2 separate regions of the Mus musculus genome follow, and region 1 is linked to region 2. Evidence: chromatin loops called from intact Hi-C (ENCODE). Cell type or tissue: left cerebral cortex. All regions are shown on one strand. Links, peaks and the distances in the headings refer to the core of each region. The heading gives the core; the rest is flanking DNA.

Region 1 (5,374 bases), core at 213-5,212, 62 kb after region 2:
CCCTCGTAAGCCTTTCTCCTGCCCACTCCCTCCTTGGCCCCTTAGAATTTCACTAGAGATGGCTTCTCTTGGGAATTGCCACCATGACCACCAAGGCCCACATGTGCTTTCCTTGTAAAGGGAGCTCATTGGGGGACCTGTGAGTTACTGTGTCTGTGTTGTGTGTCTGTATGTCTCTGTGTGTGTGTGTCTGTATGCCTGTGTGTGTGTGTCTGTGTATTTGTCTGTGTGTGTGTGTCTGTATGACTGTCTGTGTGTGTATGTCTGTATGGCTGTGTCTGTGTGTGTGTGCCTGTATGACTGTGTCTGTGTGTGTGTCTGTGTATGTGTCTATGTATGTGTGTCTGTATGTCTGTGTGTGTGTGTCTGTGTATTTGTCTGTGTGTGTGTGTCTGTATGACTGTGTCTGTATGTGTGTCTGTGTGTGTGTGTGTGTGTGTGTCTATATGACTGTGTCTGTGTGTGTCTGTATGACTGTGTCTGTGTGTGTGTGTGTCTATATGACTGTGTCTGTGTGTGTGTCTGTATGTCTGTGTCTGTGTGTGTCTGTATGTCTGTGTCTGTGTGTGTGTGTCTGTGTATGTGTCTGTGTGTGTGTCTGTATGACTGTGTCTGTGTGTGTGTGTGTATGACTGTGTCTGTGTGTCTGTATGACTGTGTCTGTGTGTGTGTCTGTGTATGTGTCTATGTATGTGTGTCTGTATGACTGTGTCTGTGTGTGTGTGTCTGTGTATGTGTCTGTGTGTGTCTGTGTATGTGTGTGTGTGTCTGTATGACTGTGTCTCTGTGTGTTTGTGTATGTGTCTGTGTGTGTATGTGTGTATGTCTGTATGTGTGCACACGTGTGCAGGTTGTGAGCACATATGCAGGATACTGCAGAGTGTAGGCTCTCCCCAGAGGAAACTGTCTAGGGAAGTATGGAAGTGCAGGCATGTTGCAATGTGTAGTGTGCAGATCTGGGCACATATTTTGTGTCCGTGGCTCTGAATATGTTGAGGAGTGAACTGGAAGCACGGCATCCTGACTTTTAGAGGTGCTCATAGATTTAGGGGTGCTCACAGACTCCTAAATTTGAGGAGTGTCACAAAATGCTAGAATGTCTGAGGCCCATGTGTTTTGGGTTCCTCTGAGCCTTAGAGCACATCAGCCTCTTTTTCCAGGGCTTCCTGCTGCCTCCACCCTTTGGCCTCCCAAGCACTGGAACAAGGACTGACCCCTTGATCATAGAGTCTTTCTGAGGTCAAGGGCCAGCAGCAGCCTCAGTGACTCCCCAGCTGACCCAATGTTCCTTGCTGTCCACCTCAGCCACAGACAGGCTGTAAGTCTCACAAGTTTCATGAAGGGGTTCAAGATTTGCTTCAGTGTTTTCTAGAACACACTACCCCCAAAGAGCCACTGTTTCCTGCATGCTTGCAATGTGCTAAGACACTGCTGCGAGCTGAGTGCTGTAAGCTGAGGGCTTTATGGAGATGACTTAGACCACACAGCAAATCTAGCAAGGGCCCCATTCCACAGGCAATGGTGACTTGCCCTGGACCGTATGACAAATCCGCTCTAAGACTAGAACATGAGTCCAGTTGTGTCAGACTCTGACTCTCCAGCTTCTCTCTCCATGTTCGGGTCTACAGATTGTCTCAGAGAAGGGAAAGGGCTCATTTTCTCCCAGCCTCACTTACTAAACAAAGATAATAGCTTCCATCTCAAAAAAAAAAAAAAAAAAAAGAGTTCACCTCTATACCCCTGTATTTAAGATCCAGCCCTCCCTGGCAGAGAAGGTGGAGGAGGAAGCTGGAAGGGTCCCTTCCTGGAGGAAGCTCGGCGCAAGAAGAGCAGACACACCTGAGCATGCATGGTGTGAGGGAGTCGCTCCTGGAATGGATGTGAATTTGCCTTGCTCCATTCCTTTGGCTTCCGTGGAACCCTGCCTCAAATGCCTGCTGGGGCTGAGGACATCAGGGAAATGACCTGCAAGGAAGGCACTGTTGCTCCGAGATACACATCACTGCTCTTGGCTGCACGGAGAGGCTCAGCTCATTCCCTTCGCCACCAGATTTAAGTTGCAGGGAGCATGCATTATTTTTTCATTAAAAATTTATTTTGGAATGGATAGCCTTCAGAGACGTAATTAGCCACGTTATTTCCCTCCATTAGCTGTCCCTGGTGTGCTCAGGAATGTCTTGTCCCTTTTCCTCTCCATTTCACTCTTTCCATTCTCCGCACAATCTGGGCTGCAGCGTTTCCCCAGCCCTCCACCCCCCCACCTGCCCCGTCATGACCGCGTGCAGCTTCCAGAACAGCTCTCCCCACGGGGCTGCTGGGAGCAAAGTCCTCGGGGACAGCACGGGATTCAAAGAACTGTCACCCCAGCTTGACATTACTTGGAATGGTTCCTGTGGGTCATTTTTAGTGTTGTAGCCAGTAAGCTGGAAGGTGGGTTCCCCAAGAACTGGGAAGTGACCCAAAAGGCAACAAATAACTCCTAGGCACCCCAAGTAGTACAGAAGACTCATAGTGTGGGTGGGTTGCTCTGGTTCAGGGAGACCCCAACCATGTCAGTGCTCAGAGGAGCACTGTTGCCTCCAGCTCCACCCGCGCCCTGTTCCTATCACAGGTGACACATGACACGCAGCCATCTCCAGCATTGTCAGAAATACCCCGCTCTGTGGGAGTGAGGGCAGAAAGCCTGACACCCAAAAATCTAAACTTATCCTAGCTCCCTACAAGGAGGGGCGAAGAGAAAGGTACAACAAAGTAGCTCCAGTGTGCATGATTTCTATGAAGAGCCCTGACTGTCCCAGATCCCAGGGGTCCTGGGAGGTATACTCTGAGGGGGCTGGTACTAGTAACAGAGATGCAGTGAATGACATTTCAGAATTGTGCCACGTGGTATTGGCACGAAGGGAACGCAAGTCAACTCGGCTCCTCACATTGGTCTTGCTGCTTTGTGCTTTCGTGTGTATGTGTGTGTGTGTGTGTGTGTGTGTGTGTGTGTGTGTGTGTGTGTGTGTGTGTTTAGGTTCCAATATGCAGAGGAGCAGAAACTGACAGGTTCACAGGGTCTTTGAACATGGGCACAGATGTTACTACAAGCCTCAAGGAATCAGGCGGCATCTTGACTGTCTTCATCACGGTGATTTTTATGAACAATCCCTGGGCATAGTGAATAGCAATGGTGAAGCTGTGGGTGAAGTAAGAACTGGGTGCTGGTGCCACTGTGCTTGCCAGCCCTGCTGGACTCTTTACAGACACTCCCTCATTTATCCTTCAAGCCCAACAGGCATTACCACCCCTCCCCACAGGGTGCCGGGGAGAGATTCATACAGGGTAAGAAGAGATGGTGTCAGACGGATGACTTCTGTTCCGCCTCCCGGGAGGAGTCTCATTGTGTGGAAGATGGTAAATGGTACAACAAAGCCTGCTGCCAGGAGCAGCAGGCTCAGGGTATCAACCCACTCCGCGGCTGGCAGGTGTCGCCAAGAAACACACAAGTCACCCAACACCAGATGGAATCACGCTTTAGTCACATAGATGAGAGGGAATAAGAGCAACTTCAACAGTGGGTGTCTGCCCCCCTATAACCAGAGGTCTCAGTCTGCCACCAACACGGGATGATGACCTTCACATGGCCTTCTGTGCCATAGGTAAAGGCCCTCGCTCTCTCTCCACCTGGAAGAGATCTAGCAGGGAGGCTGGCCAGGAGCCATATGACGCACAAGCTTAAGCAGAACAAAGGAGCGCTCTTGGAGCCTGGAATGGGGAAAAGGTGGTTGCAGCAAAGTGATGTGCCCCACAAAAGCTTAGTGTAACCTTTTCTCTTGGGAGAAAAGGGGTTTAGTCCCAAGCCACTTTCCTAAGGCTGTGCAAGAGTCAAAAGCTACATGTACTGGTCACTTGTCCCCATCTGGATTTAGACACAAGTCTGCCTGGCACCACAACCCAAGAGCTTTCTTACCTGCACTCAATCACTCCTCTGCAGGCTCAGGTAAAGTCTGGATATGGTGACACCAACATTCCTGTGCTAGGGAAGCAAGAGATAGGCAGGACCCAGGGCTTGCTGGCCAGTGAGCCTAGCCTACTTAGTAAATTCCAGGTCAATGACATACTATTTTAAACCAAAACCAAAATAACAAGGTAAAAGTCTGAAATGTCTGGAGGTAAGAGTCCTCTGATCCCTGGAAGGCCCCCTCCCTCCTCACCAACGCAGCCCATCAGCTAACAGCCAGATTCCTAAGGGCAAAGATGGCCCAGGTGGCCTTCTGTAATGCTAATCCCAAGCATGCCAGTCCAGAACCTACGGCTCTCATGCCCTGAAGCATCTCTATGCATAGATACTTAAAGCAGAAATCTGGAGAGAGAAACAGAGAGAGACAGACAGACAGACAGAGAGCGAGAGACAGAGAGAGACAGAGATGCATAAAGGGAAAGTAATAAACTGGCGTCCAAACTCTTTGGCAATTATATACACAAGTGGAAGCAGGGACTCTTTAGCTCCAGGAGACCCAGGAGACATAAAGTGCTGGTAAGAATCTGCAAATGAGACCGGAGAGATGGCTCAGGGTTGAGTGTTTACTGCACAATCATGAAGACAGGAATTTGGATGCCAGCACCTATGTAACAAACTGGGCATCTGGCACAAACCCGTAACCCCAGCTCTGAAGTAGAAGAGGAGGAGACAGAGTAGTTGGGGCTTGCTGGCTTTTAGGCTAGTGGGGAAAGAGGGGGCCCCAGGTTTAAGATGAGAAGCTTCCTTCGAGGGGGACATCCAATGCCTCGTCCTGGACTCTGAGCACACGCACATGTCTTAGTCAGGGTCTCCATTCCTGCACAAACATCATGACCAAGAAGCAAGCTGGGGAGGAAAGGGCTTACTCAGCTTACACTTTCCACATTGCTGCTCATTACCCAAGGCAGTCAGGACTGGAAATCAAGCAGGAGCTGATGCAGAGGTCATGGAGGGATGCTGCTTACTGGCTTGCTTCCGCGGTCTTGCTCAGCTTGCTTTCATATAGAACCCAGGACCACCCACAATGGGCCCTCTCCCCTGGATCACCAACTGAGAAAATGCCTCACAGCTGGATCTCATGGAGGCATTTCCTCCTTTCTCTGTGATAACTCCAGCCTGTGTCAAGTTAACACACAAAACCAGCCAGTACAGTACACAATTGTGCACACACACACACACACACACACACACACACACGCATGAACATACACTCATACACACAAATAAATCCATTTCTTAAAGAGTATCTGAAAATATGTGGGTCAGATTCAGGCCCTTCGTGCTCTGTGGAGTTCCTTGAATTGCTTGAATATTAAGCCTCTGTATCGTTTCTATGAGGCTGCAGTAATACGAGTAGCCGGGGCTGGCTAA
Region 2 (5,374 bases), core at 239-5,238:
GACCCAGGTCAGCAGTACACTGGTCCACCAGCTCAACTCACGGCTCAGTGGATCTTAGTTGTCTGGTTTCATTCACCAAAGAGCTCTCTGGATATAAGTGATACCAGGTAGCTGTGCTTCTCGTTCTGCATATGGGCTTGATTGATTGATGCAGTGACCCTGGGCTAGGGCTAGCAGCCCTGAGTTTTACTTTATTTTTATTTTATACATATGGGGGTTTGCCTGTATGTATGTATATACTTGTACCGACTCTCCGTGTTGTCCAAGCTTGCTTGGTACTCACGATGTAGACCAGGCTGGCCTCAGTCAGGAGGTGATCCTCTTACTTCTGCTTCTCCTAGTGCTGGGGTGACAGACGTGAGCCACTGCATGCTGCTATTATGCTTATTGTAAAGATGAAGAAACTGAGGCAAAAAGAACAGAACCAATCCTGGAGGTGCCTCAGCACCTTGGGGGCAGACAGAGAACTCTCTCATTTATCGGCTCACTGGCACCAGCGTAGAGGTGCTCCTGGGTGGCAGTGGGGGCTCAGGGGATGTGCCGGCTGCTACCCACCTCCCCCCTGCCCACCAGAGGCCTGCTGATCTCTCTCCTCCCTCTGCCTTTTAATTGCTTGGAAACAGAGCTGACGGCAGTGGGAACGGCTCAGCCACCGCGGGTCTCATGACTGGAGGCTTTTGTTTGTTCGCAGAATCATATTTTTACACTCCGGCTTCCGCTAATTTATGCCGCAGACCGAGCTCTCCCTCGCCGAAGATGGCGTGCTGAAGAGAGGGGAGTCGATTCCTGGCTTTATTTAGCCATCCTGGAGCCTATCAGAAGCCAAGCAGGGGATAAATGAACAACAACAAAAAGTAATAATAGCTGGGCTGGGTGTTTATTTTCTAGCGGTTTGCCTCCTCCAACGGGCCTGCCGCGTTCCCTCAGCGCATCCGCCCGTGGAAGCTGTGCTGGGAAAATTAAGCGAGTCCTCATTTAAGATGGAGCAATCAGCCCTGCTAGTTGCTGCTCAGCACCTATAGAGGCTCAGTTTGTCTCAACTCCAGGAGGAGAGGAAAGGGAGGTGGGGAGGCCTTGGAGCAGCCCCCAACACACACACACACACACACACACACACACACACACACACACACACACACCTCTGTGTGTAATGATGAGCCATAGGTGCAGAGCTATAACATCCCATAAGTAAGTGGTCTCCACTGGTGACGATCAGGGAGGGCTTCTTAGAAGAAAGGACTCAACGATCCAAGAATAACGAGCCATTAGCCTGACTTGCAGGAGGTCAGAGGCACTGATGGAGACTGCACTGTTAAGAAAGTAGCAGAGATGGGTGAAGGTTAGCAGTGGAATGGGACTCCATTCTGGAAGCCTAAACGAGAGGGAGATTTCTCTTGTGCAGAGCTCTGGACCTGTAAGTGGGATCTGGGGCAAAACATTTAGCATTGATGATCAATAAAGGCTGGAGGCTCCCTGGCTTGAGAGTATATGCCCAAATGCTCCTGGAAGGCCAGAACACAGAGAATTGTGTTTTAATTAATAACTGAGTCAGGGAGGGCCTGAGTCAGGCCTGTGAGGGTCAAACACATGAACATGAGGTCCTGAAAGCAGTAAGAAAGGGAGAAAAGTGAGTCAGAGCTGGTGCTATGCCTTAGAGCTGGAATGTATCGGGCCCTTACTATGTTCGAGCTCTTAACTCTTTCTTCTACCTTCAGGACATATGTGGCTATCTTGTCACCTGTTGTGGCCACCAAAAGTACTCTAACCAGTGGGCACAGACGTACTGATTATGCTCACCCATCCCAGCCACCCACCATCACCTCCTCATTTATTTTCCTACCCACCTCTGACTCCTCTATCCACACCTGGGCACCAGGCTAGTCCACCCTGCATCACAGCGAGCTGGGCAGTAGAGGCAGTGAGAGTTGGCCAGCAGGCAGCCTGGAGGCCTTTAAAGACAGCATCAACCTAGAGAAAGTACAGAGGGCCTGGCTGCTAGACTCGGAGACTCGGGAAGCTGCTGTGTGAGCTGAGTGCTAAGCAGATTCATCTTCCTGTGGCAGACGCATGTTCCGAGCTCACGGGGACTGATATTTATATACGCACCCGATGCCAATTTATTAATTTATAATAAGATGCTACTCAAGTGCAGCGGATGTTTGTCTTGGCAGATGAGCATCTCTCCCAGTAGGCAGGCTACATGGGAAGCGAATTGCCATCAAAATGCTGCGTTAGTGATTTGCAAGAAGAACTAGAACTTCTGAAGGCCCTAGATGCTGGTTTATGCCTAGCTCTGGCTTCTCTCCCTAGAGAGAAAAAGCTCCTCGGAGGCCCTGAAGCAGAGGCCTAGGGGTTGCTGTCTATCTGATAGCTTCTCTATCATGCAGAAGCCAGATTCTGCCTCCTACTCCCATTGGCTCAGGGATCAGCAAGCAGAGGCCTCCACTCCCCATTTTTATTCGGCCTGTGAATGAAGAATGGGTTTTACATTTTTAAATGATTGAAGAAAGAGTCAAAAGAAGAATAATATTTCATGATATGAGATAATTTTTATGGCGTTCAAATTTCAGTGCCCCCATATAAAGTTTTATGGTACACAGATGCGTGCATTCATCACGGATCATCGCTGGCAGATTCATGCAGCATTAGCAGGATTGAGTCATTGCAATGTACTATTTAGTGTGGGACACCTAAAATTCCCACTCACTTCTCTGGCCTTTATAGAATTTTTGACTGTGACCTAGGCCAGTGCCTCACCTTCTGTGGCCTTTATGCCTTTATGGCATAGCTGCCACACCCCAGCTCTGAGGCCGTCCACTGATTACCCAGACCATAGTGCTGCCCAAGTTTGCCCAGAGATGGATTTTAGGTGACCCCTAGGTTTATAGGCACTTCTTGGGCATCATAACCACCATTTGTCATCAGCTCAGCCTGCAGTTGGCAGATACGCAGTACCTCCACACACTGACAATGTAAATACTTCCATTTTTGTCATCCTTTGTTTGCCAAAGCCACCCTCCTCTGTCTGCCAGAGGGCCTCCCACCTTCCTACCTCTTGAGCACATCCCTAAGCCATCTATTCGGTCTCTGATCTACTCAGGCAGGAAGTGGTGATGTGGGCATGCCTGTACATATGCCTGGAAGTACGCATATGCGCTCAAACCATCAGTGGAGGTAAAAGGCTGGAGAGAAGGGCGCATTCTTGTGGATAGAGGTCAGGGGACCCTGAGTAGGGTTGTCCAGTTCCAGTGAGAGTTTTTGCTAATGGAAAAAGAACAGTAAAACTGTAACCCTAAGGCCTTCTGGAGCTTTGGGACTACAAAGCAGCAAGGAACCATCGTCTGGCATTCTTAAGAGGCAGCTGTGTGGGAGAGAGAGCGAAAAAGAGAAGAGCAAGCGAGGGAGGGAGAGAAAGGAAGAATCAAGGAGAGGAGCTTGAAGCCCAGAGGAGGGAAGAGGGGGAGAGGGGAGAGCAGGGAGATAGCATTCGAGCTGTAGTGACTCAGGGCCATTGATTCATTCTTGTAGGGCTGTTTTGTCCCAAGTATGGATAGTGTAGGCAAGCTTGTCTGGGAATGCACAGGGGTAATGTGGGCACAGCTGGGCACTCAGACAGCCAGTACCCAGGGCATGGCTTACCCTATGGTCCTCCTGCCCAGCTGGAAACTCTTGGTTTAAGCTCCCCTGGATGGCAAGGGGGAATCTGAAGGATTCTGTCCAAGCTCCACTGGCTATCAGGGTGACAGTCCTTCCTATATGGAGAAGCTATTCTGCATCAGGCCTGGGACCCAGCAATGGCTCCCATCCCCCTCAGCTGGCTCTCATTGCCTGGGAACATGCCCAGGCTGAGTATGGCAAAGCACACAGAGGTGCTTGTGTGCACAGGAGAGACCCAAACCCCAGTATCTGAAATCCTCCTGCTCCAAACTGCCAGGAACAAATAGGCATGCCCTGGTAGTGCCAGACTCAGCCAGGGTCCCTAAAACCAAGGGCAGAAGGCTGGAACAAAATAAAGAGAAGCTAACTTCCACAGCATGAGATCTGCTCAGAAGGCTTCGGTTTTCCTGCAGTTTGTAGACTTTTAACTCTAGCTCCAAACTTTCCGGTTTGATGGACATTGAATTGAAGCATCAGGCTGGAAAGAACGGAAAACAATACAGGGGCTCAGGTCTCCTGAGGGTCTAGAACTTCTATCTATAAAGAGAGGCAGCACAACCTAACTTAACCTTAGGCTCTGGTGTCAGTCAAGAGTCCTACATCTACCTTGCTTCCTGGGCAGTTTGAGTGACAATCTCTCTTAAGTTCAGAAAGCCACCGGGGATGCAGCCCATTCTGCAGAATGCCTCCCTGGCATGCACAGTGCCTAGGTGTGGTGAGGCCCAACGTGACAGGCATGGTTCTTCACCAGGTTGACAAGGGGAGGGGACATTCTGGAGCAGTGGTTCTCAACCCTCCTGATGCTGCAACCTCTTAATAGAGTTCCTTGTGTTGTGGTGACCCAGCCCCAACCATAAAAATTATTTTTTTTTGCTACTCATAAATGTAATTTTGCTATTGTTATGAATTGTAATGTAAACAGCTGTGTTTTCCGCTGGTTTTAGGAGACCCCTGTGAAAGGGTTGTTTGACTCTCCAAAGGGATCACAACCAACAGGTTGAGAACCACTGCTCTGGAACATTTCAGGGAGGGGCCATAGCCTAGGCCACAGCAGAGAGGTGTTGGATCTTCTCAGATGGGCAGTCACAACAGAGTTTCCCAGCACCCTCCCTCCAGTGGGAACCCTCGGGAAGCTAACTGGCTCAATATTTGCTAACACCAAACACCATTTTGCCTCATCAGATTTCCTGATGAAAAAATAATTCTGTAATGAGGCCCCAAGTTAAATAGACTTGGTGTTTGGAATTATCGGGCTTCATTCTTTGCCAGAATAGATAGGAATGGGATAGGAGGATAAGGAGGGTTAGCTCAGATGTGCATGCAAGGAGGTTACTTTACTCCCCTTCAGCAATCTTCTTCACCGCAGGCACGCGCACGCACACACGCACACACACACACACACACACACACACACACACACACCACACAACAATTCTGATGTTTTTCCAGATTATTGCTCGGTTTCTAACAATCTTCCAGTTGCTGGAAAAAAGTTTGACTGGGGGCCAAGGACCGTGAATGACCCCAGCCTGCTCTTTGCCTCTACCTATTCCTCTAATCCTGGGTTAAGAAGGAAATGTAACGGCTTCTCTATTTGCTGAGCCCAGTGAACCATAGATACCACTTCTGACCCGTTTTACTCAGTGACTGAGAGGGACTCTTTTGATTCCCCTGTGTGGTCAGAAGCTAAGGTTTTCCCCACAGGAGACAGTGGGGG

Evidence for each region. Hi-C counts contacts between places; a loop is a spot of excess contacts. Peaks named below come from ENCODE experiments on the same cell type or tissue, not always from the same donor. Only the 100,000 strongest peaks of a DNase experiment are listed, where the experiment ranks them.
Region 1: it touches region 2 in a loop (3.0-fold over the local background); 3 of 42 quality-filtered maps call a loop at or near these places.

Annotation. Positions count from the first base shown.
Region 1 is chr9:58,372,310-58,377,683 of GRCm38, reverse strand. 1700072B07Rik (RIKEN cDNA 1700072B07 gene) reads right to left here. Exons shown (of 3, transcript NR_040727.1): 2 at 3,953-4,013; 3 at 3,501-3,747. Among named protein-coding and RNA genes, the nearest start is that of 1700072B07Rik, 4.5 kb to the right of the region's middle. In left cerebral cortex, for the core only: a CTCF peak has its summit at 3,316; a DNase peak (open chromatin) is centred at 3,419.
Region 2 is chr9:58,434,525-58,439,898 of GRCm38, reverse strand. No RefSeq gene overlaps it. Among named protein-coding and RNA genes, the nearest start is that of 4930461G14Rik, 18 kb to the left of the region's middle. In left cerebral cortex, for the core only: no CTCF peak of the experiment used is centred there; DNase peaks (open chromatin) are centred at 2,132, 3,068, 3,404, 3,778 and 2 more places; H3K27ac peaks cover 3,600 bases.